Regions from separate parts of the Homo sapiens genome. Here regions 2 and 3 are each linked to region 1. The links are chromatin loops, found by intact Hi-C in ENCODE. Cell type or tissue: dorsolateral prefrontal cortex. All regions are shown on one strand.

Evidence for each region. A loop is a pair of places that touch in the nucleus more often than their neighbours do. Peaks named below come from ENCODE experiments on the same cell type or tissue, not always from the same donor. Only the 100,000 strongest peaks of a DNase experiment are listed, where the experiment ranks them.
Region 2: it touches region 1 in a loop (10-fold over the local background); 66 of 110 quality-filtered maps call a loop at or near these places.
Region 3: a loop joins it to region 1, with 4 times the contacts of the local background. A loop is called at or near these places in 84 of 110 quality-filtered maps.

Annotation. Positions count from the first base shown.
Region 1 is chr3:129,243,065-129,248,064 of GRCh38, forward strand. No RefSeq gene overlaps it. Among named protein-coding and RNA genes, the nearest start is that of COPG1, 4.0 kb to the right of the region's middle. RefSeq lists a cis regulatory region at 2,558-3,098. In dorsolateral prefrontal cortex, a CTCF peak has its summit at 2,876 (motif pointing left); a DNase peak (open chromatin) is centred at 2,837; H3K4me3 peaks cover 469 bases; H3K27ac peaks cover 739 bases.
Region 2 is chr3:129,051,482-129,056,481 of GRCh38, forward strand. It overlaps a transcript of GP9 not described here. Among named protein-coding and RNA genes, the nearest start is that of GP9, 6.8 kb to the right of the region's middle. RefSeq lists an enhancer at 2,294-2,343. In dorsolateral prefrontal cortex, a CTCF peak has its summit at 2,058; a DNase peak (open chromatin) is centred at 2,146.
Region 3 is chr3:128,968,351-128,973,350 of GRCh38, forward strand. CFAP92 (cilia and flagella associated protein 92 (putative)) reads right to left here. Exons shown (of 16, transcript NM_001394090.1): 8 at 2,937-3,083. Among named protein-coding and RNA genes, the nearest start is that of CFAP92, 23 kb to the right of the region's middle. In dorsolateral prefrontal cortex, CTCF peaks have their summits at 2,108 (motif pointing right) and 2,308; a DNase peak (open chromatin) is centred at 2,075.

The DNA of each region.
Region 1 (5,000 bases):
GCATTTTTTTAGTAATAAAAAAACTAGAAACCATGTAAATGCTCAGCAAGAAGAAAATTGGTAAGAACATTGTGGTATATTCACCCTAGAATATTATATAGTAGTGAAAAAGATAATGGTGATTACATCAAGTCCTAGAATACTACCTATGGTATGATACCATTTTTATAAAGCTCAAAAACTACTAAACTCATTGTTTAAGCGTGTCTATATATGTATTTTTTTTTTCAAAAGGGAGGGAGACAATATGTTAAAATTTCAAGATGGTAGAGTTACTCTGGGGTGGGCAGGGCATGATGGCATAGGGGAGAAGCTCTGGTTATTGGTAACGTTCCGGATTGGCATTTGGGAGGTGAGTTCGTGGGTGTTCATGGCATCATTATGGTCTAAAACTTACACATGTTGACATATATTCCTTCGTTTGAATGAAGCATAAATAAAAAATGTACAAAGGAAAAAAGAAATGGCTGATTTTCTGCTTGTTACTTTGCTGCATGTTCCTAAAGCTCCCTCCCTCCAAAATATATGTTTTTTTCCTGATAAGAGAAAAATGAAATATATTAAGTAATCTCTTTTTTTTTTTTGAGACGGAGTCTCGCTATGTCACCTAGGCTGGAGTGCAATGGCGTGATCTTGGCTTACTGCAACTTCCGCCTCCCAGGTTCTAGCAATTCTCCTGCCTCAGCCTCCTGAGTAGCTGAGACTATAGGCGTGCACCACCATGGCCAGTTAATTTTTGTATTTTTAGTAGAGACAGGGTTTCACTATGTTGGCCAGGCTGGTCTCGAACTCCTGACTGCAGGTGACTTCTTGCCTCGGCCTCTCAAAGTGCTGGGATGACAGGCGTGAGCCACTGCACCTGGCCTATATTAAGTAATCTTGGAAATGCCTCTTGCTAAATTCAGGAATCATTACCAGTAGAATTGTGTTAGCATGCTCAGAGAAATGGTGTAATAGGTTGGGCTTGGTGGCTCATGCCTGTAATCCCAACACTTTGGGAGGCTGAGGGGGGAGGATCACGTGAGCCCAGGAGTTTGATACCAGCCTGGGCAACATGGTGAGACCCTGTCTCTATTTTATTATTTTTATTTATTTATTTATTTATTTTTTTGAGACGGAGTTTCTCTCTCGTCACCCAGGCTGGAGTGCAATGGCACAATCTCCACTCACTGCAACCTCTACCACCCGGGTTCAAGCGATTCTCCTGCCTCAGCCTCCCGAGTAGCTGAGATCACAGACGCTCACCACCATGCCTGGCTAATTTTTGTATTTTTAGTAGAGACAGGGTTTTACCATGTTGGCCAGGCTGGTCTCAAACTCCTGACCTCATGTGATCCACCTGCCTCAGCTCCCCAAAGTGCTGGGATACAGGTGTGAGCCACCGTGCCCGGCCCGTCTCCATTGTTTTTTTTTTTTTTTTTGAGACAGAGTCTCACTCTGTCGCCCAGGTTGGAGTGCAGTGGTGCGATCTCCACTCACTGCAACCTCCGCCTCCTGGGTTGAAGTGATTCTCCGGTCTCAGCCTCCCGAGTAGCTGGGATTATAGGCGTGCACCACCATGCCTAGCTAATTTTTGTATTTTTAGTAGAGATGGGGTTTCACCATGTTGGTCAGCCTGGTCTCGAACTCCTAACCTCAGGTGATCCGTCTGCCCTGGTCTCCCGAAGTGCTGGGATTACAGGCATGAGCCACTGCACCCAGGCCCCTGTCTCTATTTTTAAAAATAAATAAATAAGGCTGGGAGTGGTGGCTGACGCCTGTAATCCCAGCACTATCCGAGTCAGAGGTGGGCAGATCACAAGGTCAAGAGGTCAAGACCCCTGGCCAACCAACATGGTGAAACCCTGTCTCTACTAAAAATACAAAAATTAGCTGGGTGTAGTGGTGCACGCCTGTAGTCCCAGCTACTCAGGAGGCTGAGGCAGGAGAATCGCTTGAACCCAGGAAGGCACGGGTTGCAGTGAACTGAGATCGTGGCACTGCACTCCAGCCCGGGCGACAGAGCGAGACTCCGTCTCAAAAATAAATAAATAAAACATAATAAAAATAAATAAATACATACATACATAAAAAGGGTAAAAAGAAAAATGGCATAAGGAAAACATGTTTATGAAGCTGATGGGACACCCCGGGTTGTCTAATAACCGTGTGTCCAGGTCAAACCTTGATTTTACCCCGAGCTCTCCTTTTAGTTGATGGCTTGTGATTCAGGGTAAGTAGCAGTCTGTGGAAACCCAGGAAACTGGTTTGATTCCCAGCTGTGTCATTCAGTTGGCATGTGTCCTTCATCAATGTACATAATGTCTGAGATTCAGGTTTGTGCCAGTGAAGTCAGCATGATGTTTACTTTGAACTTTCATTAGGTGGGCTCAGGATAAAATACATGAAGTGCTTCTCGCCTGGTGAGTCCTTGATAAACGCTAGCACTTGTATTGTGGTCCTCCTGCCCCAATAATGATCACACCTTAGCACAATGTTGCCCTTCACAGTTTGCAAAGGCGGGGGCGCTTATATTCATGATCTCATCCTAAAAAAGTCTAATTTTTGTTAACAACAGCTCATATGTATAGAGTACTTGCTATTTTTACAAGTATTATGTAACAGTGGGTGCTCAACAAATGCCGAATGAGTGAGGGCATAGTTTCAAAAGTGGGCGTGGGTGGACAAGAAAACAGGTGACTTACTGGAAAACTCATTTTATGAGGCTGGAAGCTGCCTCTAAAGCAAGGGTAGTCCTGAGTCTCCCTGTTATATTGAAGGGAGTTAGTCCCCGGACTCTGAAACTGCCCTGGGTCACCCTAGTGGACAGACAGGGCCTGGCATGGGGGCTTCAAGCCTCTTCCAGCTGTGCCGTCGCTAAAAAACTAGAGGTAAAATTAAAGAGTTGGTGCCACCTAGAGGGCAAGAGAGTGCATCTCAGAAGAGGGCTGCGGAAATCCTTAGAATATGGAAGGTGGTGGTGGTTATAAAGAATCATAAAAATAATCTCTATTGGCCTGGCATGGTGGCTCATGCCTGTAATCCCAACACTTTGGGAGGCCGAGGCGGGAGGATCACTTGAGGTCAGGAGTTCAAGACCAGCCTGGCCAACATGGTGAAACCCCGTCTCCACCAAAAATACAAAAATTAGCTGAGTCTGGTGGCACACGCCTGTAGTCCCAGCTACTAGGGAGGCTGAGGCATGAGAATCGCTTGAACCTGGGAGGCAGAGGTTGCAGTGAGCTGAGATTGCACCACTGCACTCCAGCCTGGGTGACAGAGCTACACTCTGTCTAAAAAAAAAAAAAAAAAGAAGAAGGGGTCTAGACTTAAATAACTCATACAACTCTAAATAAAAAGATAAAATAATTTTAAAACGAGCAAGGGATATGAACAGCTATTTTTTCAAAGAAGATGTACAAATGACCAATAAGCACATGAAAAGATGCTCAACATCAGTAGCCATCAGGAAAGTGCAAATTGAAACCTCTTCACACCCACTAGCATGGCTATAATCAAAAAGACAGTAACAAGTGTTGACAAGGATATGAAGAAATTGAAACCCCCATACACTGCTGGTGGGAATGTAAAATGGTGCAGCTGCTTTGGAAAAGCAGTTAGACAGTTCTCAAAAAGTTAAACATAGTTACCATATGACCTAGTAATACCACTCTTAGGTATAGACCCAAGAGAAGTTAAAACATAGGGTTGCACAAAAGCTTGTACATTAATGTTCACAGCATTCACAGCTTTGTTCACAAGAGCTAGACTGGAAACAAGCCAAATGTCCATCAACTGATTAACAAACAAAATATAGTAAATCCATAAAATGGAATATTATCCAGCTACAAAAGGAATGAAGTACTGATTCATGCTATAACATGTCTTGAAAACATGCTAAATGAAAGAAGCAAAACACACAAAAGACTACATAGCATATGATTCTGTTTATATGAAATATCCAGAACATGCAAATCTATAGACAGAAAGTAGATTAGTGGTTGCCAGGGGCTGGGCAGATGGGCAAATGGAAAGTGACTGCTAATGAATAGCTTTCTTTTTGGGATGATGAAAATGTTCTCCAATTAGTGCGGACAGGTACATAAACTTTTTTTAATATACTAAAACCCACTGAATTGTACACCTATTTATATATGCATGTGTGTGTGTGTGTGTGTGTGTGTGTATATATATATATATGTATATACACTTTTTTTTTTTGAGACAGAGTCTCGCCCGTCACCCAGGCTGGAGTGCAATGGCACGATCTTGGCTCAGGGCAACCTCCACCTCCTGAGCAATTCTCCTGCCTCAGCCTCCCGAGTAGCTGGGATTACAGGCATCTGCCACCATGCCCAGTGAATTTTTATATTTTTAGTAGAGACGGGGTTTCACCATGTTGGTCAGGTTGGTCTCAAACTCTTGACCTCAGGTGATTCACCCTCCTCAGCCTCCCAAGTGCTGGAGGCGTGAGCCACCTCGCCTGGCCACCCCTATGTATTTTTTGAGACAGGGTCTTGCTCTGTTGCCCACGCTGGAAGTACAGAGGCATGATCATGGCTCACTGCAGCCTTGACCTCCCAGGCTTAAGCAATCCTCCCATCTCAGACTCCTGGAGTAGCTGAGACAAGATAAAAATCAGTTTAGTCCTCAGATGTACCATAACTTCCTTAATCATCCCTTTATTGATAGACATTTAGGGTGTTTACAATTATTTTGCTGCAAACTGCTGCAGCAGGCAACTTCATTTTCTTTTTTCTTTTTTTTGAGACAGTTTCGCTTTTGTTGCCCAGACTCCAGGCTGGAGTGCAACGGCGTGATCTCAGCTCACTGCAGCCTCCGCCTCCCAGGTTCAAACGATTCTCCTGCCTCAGCCTCCCGAGTAGCTGGGATTACAGGTATGCACCACCACGCCAGGCTAATTTTTTTTTTTTTTGTATTTAGTAGAGATGGGGTTTCACCATGTTGGTCAGGCTGCTCTCAAACTCCTGACCTCAGGTGATCCACCTGCCTCAGCCTTC
Region 2 (5,000 bases), 190 kb before region 1:
CACACCTGTAGTCCCAGCTGGCTGAGACGCTGAGGCATGAGAATCACTTGAACCCAGAACACAGAGGCTGCAGTAAGCGAAAATCCCACCACTGCACTCCAGCCTGGGTGACAGAGTGAGACTCTGCCTCAAAAAAAAAAAAAAAAAAAGGTTCCTGTAACTTGAGGGTCCTAGGGACTACTAGTTACTAGTAACTAATTAATCCCTTGATTGATGCCTCTCCGTAAAGGTTAGAGCTTTATTTTCTGATAGAAGCCTTGCAGTTACTTGAATTTGAAAATTTCCTGTTAAGATATATGCACAAAGTCTCCTCCTTCAAGATGGGAAGCCTACATGTGAGCCCAGGAGTTCAAGATTACAGTGAGCCATGATTGCACCACTGCACTCCAGTGTGGGCAACAGAGCAAAACCTTGTCTCTTAAAAAAAAATCGTAAAGGCTCATTAACACTTTTCCCTTTGAAAGTGAGCTAGATAGACTTTATGACTCACCAATAAACAGAGTGTGGCAGAGTTGCTGGTGCAGCTTCTGAGACCAGGTCATAAGAGGCCTGGCAGCTCCCTCCTTGCTCTCCATCAGATCCCTTGCTTGGGGGAAAGATAGCTGCCCTGTGCAGAGAGCCACACGGAGAGTCACCGAAGTCTCCTGTCAATGGCCAGCAAGGAACTGAGGCCTCCTGCCAACAGCCACGACTCACATCTCAAAAGCGTCTCCTCCAGCCCAGGCCAAGTCCTCTGATGCTGGTCTCACTGGGCTGAGATCTTGACTGCAACAGCCAGAACCACCCAGCTAAGCCACTCCCAAGTTCTTGACCCACAGAAACAAGTGAGATAATAAGTAAATAAATGTCATTGTTGAGCTGGGCATGGTAGCTCACACCTGTAATTCTAGTGCTTTGAGAGGCTAAGGCAGAAAGATCACTTGAGCTCAGGAGTTTGAGAACAGCTCAACCTTCGGAGACCCCATCTCCAACAACAATAACAACAACAAATTAGCTGGCTGTGGCAGTGCATGCCTGTGATCCCAGCTACCTAGGAGGCTGAGGTGGGAGGATCTCTTAAGCCCAAGGGTTCCAGGCTGCAGTGAGCTAGGATCTCACCACTGCACTCCAACCTGGGTGACAGAGTGAGACCATGTCTCTAAAAAATTTAAAATAAATAAATAATTAAAATTAAAAATGCTATTGTTTGAAGCTGCTAGTTTTGGGGGATGGTTTGTCATGGAGCAGTAATAACAAATTTCCTAACAGAGACTCATGCTCCATCAGAGCATAGGGGCTACGCACATATGTCTGTGGCAGATTCTCGCAGTCCTCCACGCTACCCACTGAGCTGTCACAGGGAGCGCTGTGGCAGGCTTGTATGTTTACCAGTAACCATTGGAGCCCTGACAATAATCACTAGCAGGTTGGAAGGAGTACAAGGGTTCCCAGGCATGGAGCCAGCTGAAGGGGCACTCGTGGATGCAGAGATACAGGGGTCAGGGGAGTGCATACTTTTTCAGGCCCTGGGGTGGGGGTGAGGGGATAGGGTGCAGGGGCCCAGATAGTCAAAAGGCAAGGAGGTGCTGGGAGGGGCACCGCTTGTGGCCCAGGCTCCAAGTCCCCCATGCATGCCTACAGTCCCATCAGACTTCCCTTACAAAATACAAATTTAAAGATAAAATTGTTATGAATTTCAAGACAGCAGCCACAGAGCTTACAACCCCAGGCACAGGGCCCTTCTGAGCAGGGAGTCCCCTGCAGCTACCCCAGCCCCATGCCCACAAAGCCAGGCCTAGATGCATAGAGAGGCGGAGAGGGGCAGTCATCCTACAAGGTTTCAAAAAATAGGAGAATCGAACATTTATGCATAGACTTCACATCTTCCACTCTCCTTTAGCCTTTTTTCTATAAGAGCTTCTTTGGGATTGTTCAGATGGCCTGCAACACATTAAAAATGTTTTCTGGGAAATTCTAACTAATGTCCTCTCTCTCAACTTCTGGCAAAAAAAAGAAAATCATTCCATTGACCTTAATTTGCTCTCCCCACGGCAAAAAATGTCCTGTAATTTCACACTGTTTCCACTGGGTGGCAAATGCTGTCCCTGAGAGGAAAAATGAATGGTAAACGGTTCCAAAGCGCCTCCAAGCATGAGCTCCGGGAGTCCAAGTTTAACTTCTCCGAATGAACCCCTGCCCCCTCACGGCCCCTGCCGTGGGTATTTGCCACATCTTCCCATCATCTGTGCTATTACCTGTGTTAAAACACACACACACACACACACACACACACACACACACACACACACACACACGTATACATTTAGAAGAAGAGAAGCCTTTATTTCCTGTAAAAGGTGCCAGCCTACAAGGTGGCCATCTGCAGGCTGGGAAGTGTGCCAATGGCCGAGCACTTTGAAAGAGGAGGGGTTGGGGCAGGAGCTTTATGCTGACCTGTCTGGCTAAACATACATATTCAACTGGCTACAGGAGGAGCTATGAATATTCATAAAGGCACTGTGCCTCCTATCTGTAATCCTAGCATTTTGGGAGGCTGAGGCAGGAGGATTGTTTGAGCCCAGGAGCTAGAGACCAGTCTGAGCAACATAGTGAGATTCCATCTCTACCAAAAATACAAAATTAGCTGGGGTAATGGTACGTGCCAGTGGTCCCAGCTACTTAGGAGGCTGAGGTGGGAGGATCACTTGAACCCAGGAGGTTGAGGCTGCAGTGAGCCAAGATTGAGTCACTGTACTCCAGCCTGGGTGAGAGAGCCTGTCACAAAAACAAAGAAAAAAATAGTCATGGCCGGGCGCAGTGGCTCACTCCTGTAATCCCAGCACTTTGGGAGGAAGAGGTGGGCAGATCACAAGGTCAGGAGTTCAAGACCAACCTGGCCAACATGGTGAAACCCCATCTACTAAAAATACAAAAATTAGCTGGGTGTGGTGGCACGCGCCTGTAGTCCCAGCTACTTGGGAGGCTGAAACAGAAGAATCGCTTGAACCCGGGAGGCAGAGGTTGCAGTGAGCCAAGATCACGTCACTGCACTCCAGCCTGGCAACAGAACAAGACTCCGTCTCAAAACAAAAAAAAAGAGTAGTCATTAAGGTGTTCCTAACACATTCATATTGAACAAACACTTAGGTGTTCCTAACAAATTCATATATGACCCATGTTTGCTCTGGGGTGGAGACTGAACATATAAACATATTACAGTTAGGCCCTATATGTCAAAAGGCTTTTCAGGACACAAAGGCACTCTGTGCGCAACCTCTGTAAACAGGCTGGGGTGGACCATGGTCAGTGGTCTTCTTATCTGGAGAAAGTTATTGAAATCAGTCTCTTGCAGTTATGGCTGGTGGAACAGGAGTTGGGGGTCAGTTAGTCACATCTGGTGGAACTGCAAATTGTTTCAGTATTGCTTATCTCAAGGCCAGTGTTTGTTTAGCTGCTAGAGAAAAAGAAAAGCCTTGTGGCAGTGAGAACAGGTTCATTCTTTAAGTGTGGGGTGACTGACTTAACCCTTGCCTGGCATGGCCTTAGGTTCTGTTTATAATTTAGCGTCTTATTTGCCACAAAGAGTCGGTCATGTCAGTCTTACTATCTCTATTTTGTCTATCTCTATTTTAACAGTAATGCTGGTCAGTTGTTGTGTCTGAAGCACAAAAAGGAGGAGGTATAACGAGGCTTCTGACCTCCTGTCCTGTCGTGGCTGGAAGCTCAGTTTTAAAGTTTTTCTGGGGTCCCCTTGGCCATAAAGGGGTCCATTCAGTTTGGCAGGGGCTTATAATTTTATTTTTAGTTTACACTTAATATTTTTCTTAGAATCAGTTCTCTTTTTAAATGTATATAAATGTATTTTAAGAAAGAAAGTTTGTATGCTCGAATTTAATTGAGAAACCAGTCTCACCTGTCATACACACAAACTAACATCACAATAAGTTCATAGCAAATAAAGCATCATCATTCATTTCTGACCAGATACAGCCACTGAGCTGAAGGGCCAGACAGCAAGGCTGAGAGGCAGGTCGAAGTCCCATGGTTAGGGCTTTCAGCTGGGGAGGGGTATCTTTGTGCCAAGCTAGACTGTGTTTAATCCTTTTAATCACAAGAGACAAAAATCCTCAGACACGAGAAGGTACGTCAAAGGGTGTGAGGGCCCCCTTTCTTTTCTTTCTTTCTTTCTTTTTTTTTTTTTTAAGACAGAGTCTTGCTCTGTTGCCCAGGCTGGAGTGCAATGGTACAATCTCGGCTCACTGCAACCTGCGCCTCCCAGGTTCAAGCGATTCTCCTGCCTCAGTCTCCCGAGTAGCTGGGATTACAGGCGCGTGACACCACGCCCAGCTAAATTTTGTATTTTTAGTAGAGAGACAGTTTCATCATGTTGGCCAGGCTGGTCTTGAACTCCTGGCCTCAAGTGATCCGCCCACCTCGGCCTCCCAAAGTGCTGGGATTACAGGCGTGAGCCATCACGCCTGGCTGTCAGGCCCCCCTTTCTTCCCTGACAGTGTGCCAGTGGCCCCTGCCCATGATGACTTCCACAGTGCCTGCTGTGGCCAGACCCCCAGCAAAGCACCTGTCAGGCTTATCTCACTCTTTCCTCACAGCAGTCTGGGAGGTGGGGTCTTTGATTTTCCCCATTCTGCAGATGAGGAAACTGAGGCAGAGATAGGCTAAGACTATTGCCCAAGGTCACAGAGCAAGTAAGTAGCAAAACCAGGTTTCAGAGCAAGGCAGGCTGCTCCACAGGCTGGCTCAGAACAGCCGGGGTGACGGAGACCTGCATCTGCAAAGATCCAGCAAGCAGAGGCTCTGTTCCAAGGGGGTCCAACAGTGGCAGACAGGGTTACCCATTTCCTGTTGGTTGCACACAGGCTAAAAATGCTACCTAATAATCACTGCCTCTTAATCCCCTCTGCTTCCCATGAGAAGGAAAAATTGTCTTGGGGGATATTGAAAGATCCCAGCCTCCAAAGTAAGTTTACCTAAGCAGTTTGCCTCATAATACGATTACCAAA
Region 3 (5,000 bases), 270 kb before region 1:
TACATACATGATCTATGGCCTAATTTGAAATTGAAGATGATTACCAAAAATAATTATGCTGGGCTTACAGTAAATAATCTTATGCTATTAGTTTCTGGCAAAACCAGACATACAACTGGCCTGCTGAGCTGACCCGTTCTCTGTCGATGACCATAGGCTATGTCATGGGTATAATGGAGCGGCCCACACACATGGCCTCAGGACAGCTGCTGCCTCCACACCTGCACCCCCTGGGTCCCACTGTGCTAGCAGTTTACACACGTCAGCTCCTGTGATCCTTAAAACAACGCTCTGAGGTAGGAGTAATCACCCCCATTTCACAGAGGAGGAAAGTGAGACTCAGAGAAAGTAGGTAACTTGCTGGTAAGTGGCTGAGCCATGATCAAAGTGTTTTGGTCACCAAAGTTCTTACATGTGAACCCCTGCACTGTACAGCATTGTACATGACGGGGCAGGTTATAGAGAGGGGAGGCTAGGTCCAGTGCGGTAGCTCACGCCTGTAATCCCAGCACTTTGGGAGGCTGAGGCAGGTGGATCACTGTCAGGCCTCTGAGCCCAAGCTAAGCCATCATATCCCCAGTGACCTGCATGTATACATCCAGATGGCCTGAAGCAACTGAAGATCCACAAAAGAAGTGAAAATAGCCTTAACTGATGACATTCCACCATTGTGATTTGTTTCTGCCCCACCCTAACTATCAATGTACTTTGTAATCTCCCCCACACTTAAGAAGGTTCTTTATAATCTCCCCCACCCTTAAGAAGGTTTTTTTGTAATTCTCCCCACCCTTGAGAATGTACTTTGTGAGATCCACCCCCTGCCCCCAAAACATTGCTCTTAACTCCACTGCCTATCCCAAAACCTGTAAGAACTAATGATAATCCCACCACCCTTTGCTGACTCTCTTTTCAGACTCAGCCTGCCTGCACCCAGGTGAAATAAACAGCCTTGTTACTTACACAAAGCCTGTTTGGTCTCTTCACACGGACATGTAAGACAATCACGAGGTCAGGAGTTCAAGACCAGCCTGGCCAAAATTGTGAAACCCCATCTCTACAAAAAATACAAAAATTAGCCTGGCATGGTGGCATGCGCCTGTAATCCCAGCTACTCTAGAGGTTGAAGCAGGAGAATTGCTTAAACCTGGGGGGGCAGAGGCTGTAGTGAGCCGAGATCGCGCCACTGCACTCCAGCCTGGGCGACAGAGCAAGACTCCATCTCGAAAAAAAAAAAAGAGAGAGGGGACCATGTCCTGGCTTCATTCTGCTGGAAACAGTCATGCCAGGCAGGCCCAAATGGTTGAACTTCTTTTTCCTCTCACAGTAAAATCCAAAGCGGGGCAGGTCCCATGGTACGCTCCCCCAGGAGGATCATGGGTTCCTCCTTGGGACTGTAGGACGAAGGAAGCAGCTAGCAAAGGCGTTCGCTCAAAGCTACTGTGTGCAATAGGTATGCTGGAGGGTCAGGCTGGAGCGTGGGGTGGGGTAAGACCCTCTGAAAGTTTACTCTCTGTCACTGTTGCCTCTCAAGAGGTTCTGATGCTACGAGAAAGTGAAGGTGATCAGGAAGGACAAGCTGTAGGTGAAGTATCATTTTCAAAAAGTCATTTAAAACTGCAAACTGCCAAATGCGGCAGCTCATGCCTGTAATTCTAGAACTCTGAGAGGCTGAAGCAGGAGGATTACTTGTGACCAGGAGTTTGAGACCAGCCTGGGCAACATAGCAAGACCTTGTCTCTACAGAAAATAAAAAAAATAGCCAGGTGTGGTGGTGTGCACCTGTAGTCTTAGCTATGCGGGTGGCAGAGGCGGGAGGCTTGCTTCAGGCTGGAGTGAGCTATGATCATGTCACTTACACTCCAGCCTGGGTGAGAGAGCAAGACCCTATCTCAAAAAAAAAAAAAGTGCAAACTGAAAAGTTAATAGCACTTTCTCAAACTGAATTGACACCAACCCAAGAGCGCGAGAGGAGGATGACGACTGGCACCTGTGGAACTGAACTGGAGGCTCTGACTTACGGGGTTTTTGCCCCCTTCTCTATGAATGCTGGTTCCAGCTCAGAAAAGACCAACGCACGCGCTTCTGCAGAGTAGCCAGGAGAGGGCGCACAAGACACGTGATGGCAAAAAAACGAACAAAGTCTGAATTTTCTCTAAAAAGAAAAAAAAAGGGGGGGAGTTCACCCCATATTACTCTTTTTTGGAACAAAGCAACATAATTTTACCAAAATATATGCTGAGCTTTCAATCATCAAAACATATTGATATAATATTTAGTTATGATTTACCAGTATGTATAAAGTCCAGTTCATAAATTGTGGTAGATCTTATAAAGCAAAATAATTAAATCCCTGTTTGGCCACTGAGCTGTGTGGGATTAGGAAAGTTACTTAACCTCTTTGAGTTCTTTTCCTCACTGAAAAAAATGGTAACTATGATAACCACCACAGCCACCACCACACCACAGGTTGGCTGAGTGGGTCAGAATTTGGTCTGAGAAGTAAGTGATGTGTCACACGGGAAGTGCCTGCACCCAGAGGGGCTCAGTCAAAAAGGGTTCCCTTTCCTCATTCCCTTTACTAGATGTTTTTGTAAAAATCTGTAGGAAAGCATTTATTAAAAGCAGCATCTTCTTAACAAACACAATGATGACATTTAATATTCCCATAGGCTTCCTTGGATTTTGGAATCAAACAGAGCTGGGTTCAAGTCCAGGCTTCACATTTCCTAGCTGTGTGATCTCAGGCAAGGTAGCTACCCTCTCTGGGCCTTTGTTTCCCCCTGTACTATGAAGCCAATTCCCCTGAGTTTCCTGAGGTGGCTGTGAGGATGAAATGAGGTGGCACGCAGCAGGGTTGTCATTAGGAGCATCCGCTTATGGCCGTTCTGGCCACAAGACAAGCAGGAGCTGCTGGGAACAGGGCAAGCAGTGGGTACCGGCAAGGAGCGGCATGACGGCCAGCTGGATGGAGAAAGCGCTCTGCTTCCTGGGGCCTGTCAGCGTGGGGTCTGCCTCTTCTTCTGCCAGGGGCTTCTTATGTCTCCTCTGGATTTTCCTTCTTCCCTCTGAATCTTTCCCTTTAACTGTGAAATCAAACAAAGGAGATGAGCATTAAGAGGAGACTGTATCTGAGCTGCCATATGTGGACCTGAACATGCTACAGAGATTCAGGAAGGTTCTGGAAGCTCCTAGAAGGCAGGGGTTATTCTTTGTGTGACTGCCTCTTCCCAGCAACCAGAAGTGGTGGCTAAATATAGATGGCAGGCCCGTTGCCAGTTATATGTAGTAATAGGGTGAGGGCCTCTCATTCCCCGCCTCTGCTAACTGAGAACACAGACAGAAGAGAACTAAGGTCATCATGACAATGATGCCATAACACACTCAAGGCTCTCTTCCAGTCAGCTCTTAATGTCAGTGCAGGGTGGACGGTGGGCTTTTTTAAGAGACCCTGCTCTTAAACAAACAAAAGCCCACAGTCTGAGCCTCAGTAACCTCACCTGTTATATGAGGGCAACAGCACCTGCCTTCTAGGACACTGAGAAGAGGAAATTAGCAACGCTACATAAAACACTCAGCTCAGTGCCAAGCTCAGACCAGAAGGAAAAGGAGATGAGAACACATATAAATCTACGGTCATCAAGACAAGACCAATGGGACAGACGAGAAAGCCCAGGAACAGACCCAAACACATAGGGGAACCTAACAGATGCCAGAAGTGGCATTTCAAATCAGTGGATAAGTTATATTGATTATCCATATGGGAGCAAATTAAGTTATTGAATTACTTCACGGCATATACAAAATGAATTCCAGACTAAAAGTATAAAACAAAAACTTTAAAATCATCAGAAGAATATCTAGGAGACTATACTGACATCTGGATGAAGGATTTCTTTCTTTTTTTTTTTTGAGACGGAGTTTCACTCTGTTGCCCAGGCTGGAGTGCAATGGCACGATCGAGGCTCATTGCAACCTCTGCCTCCTGGGTTCAAGTGATTCTCCTGCCTTAGACTCCTGAGTAGCTGGGACCACAGGCGCGTGCTACCACGCCCAGCTAATTTTTGTATTTTTAATAGAGATGAGGTTTCACCATGTTGGCCAGGCTGGTCTCGAACTCCTGACCTCAGGTGATCCATCTGCCTTGGCCTCCCAAAGTGCTAGGATTACAGGTGTAAGCCACCGCACCTGGCCTCTTTTTTCTTTTTTTTAAGAGGTGATGTTTCGCCCGAGTGTGGTAACTCACTCCTGTAAACCTGGCACTTTGGGAGGCTGAGGCAAGTGGATCGCCTGAGGTCAGGATTTTGATACTAGCCTGGCCAACATGGTGAAACCCCATCTTTACTAAAAATAAAAAATTAGCCAGGTGTGGTGGCGGGCATCTGTAATCCCAGCTACTTGGGAGGCTGAGGCAGGAGAATCACTTGAACCTGGGAGGCAGAGGTAGCAGTGAGCCCAGATCGCGCCATTGTACTCCAGCCTGGGCTACAAGAGCGAAACTCAGTCCTTGAAAAAAAAAAAAAAAAGATAGAGAGATGATGTTTCACTATGTTGCCAAAGCTGGCTATGAACTCTGGGCTCAAGTGATCATCCCCTCAGTCTTGCAAGTAGCTTGGACTACAGGCGTGCACCAGCATACCCAGCTGAGGAAGGATTTCTTAAACATTCGTGAAAGTATAAACTAGAGAGGAATAGTTAAATAATTGGTGTACAAAACAAGATAACATAAATCAAGTCAAACGATAAGTTATATACCCCTGTCTGTGAGGATTACCATGCATATAACTGGCAATGTACAATTATCCAGATGTAAACACAAAGCTGGCAGATCAGTAAGACAATTTTTTTTAAACTAACAGAAAAATAAGCAAAGATATGAATAGGAAAATCACAGAAGAGTGTGACCAAATAAGCCTATGCAATGCTGCTCAGCCTCACCAGGAGTCAGGAACTAAACCATGCCCGTGCAGACCGGGGAGAACAGCAATCCTCAGGACTGCAAG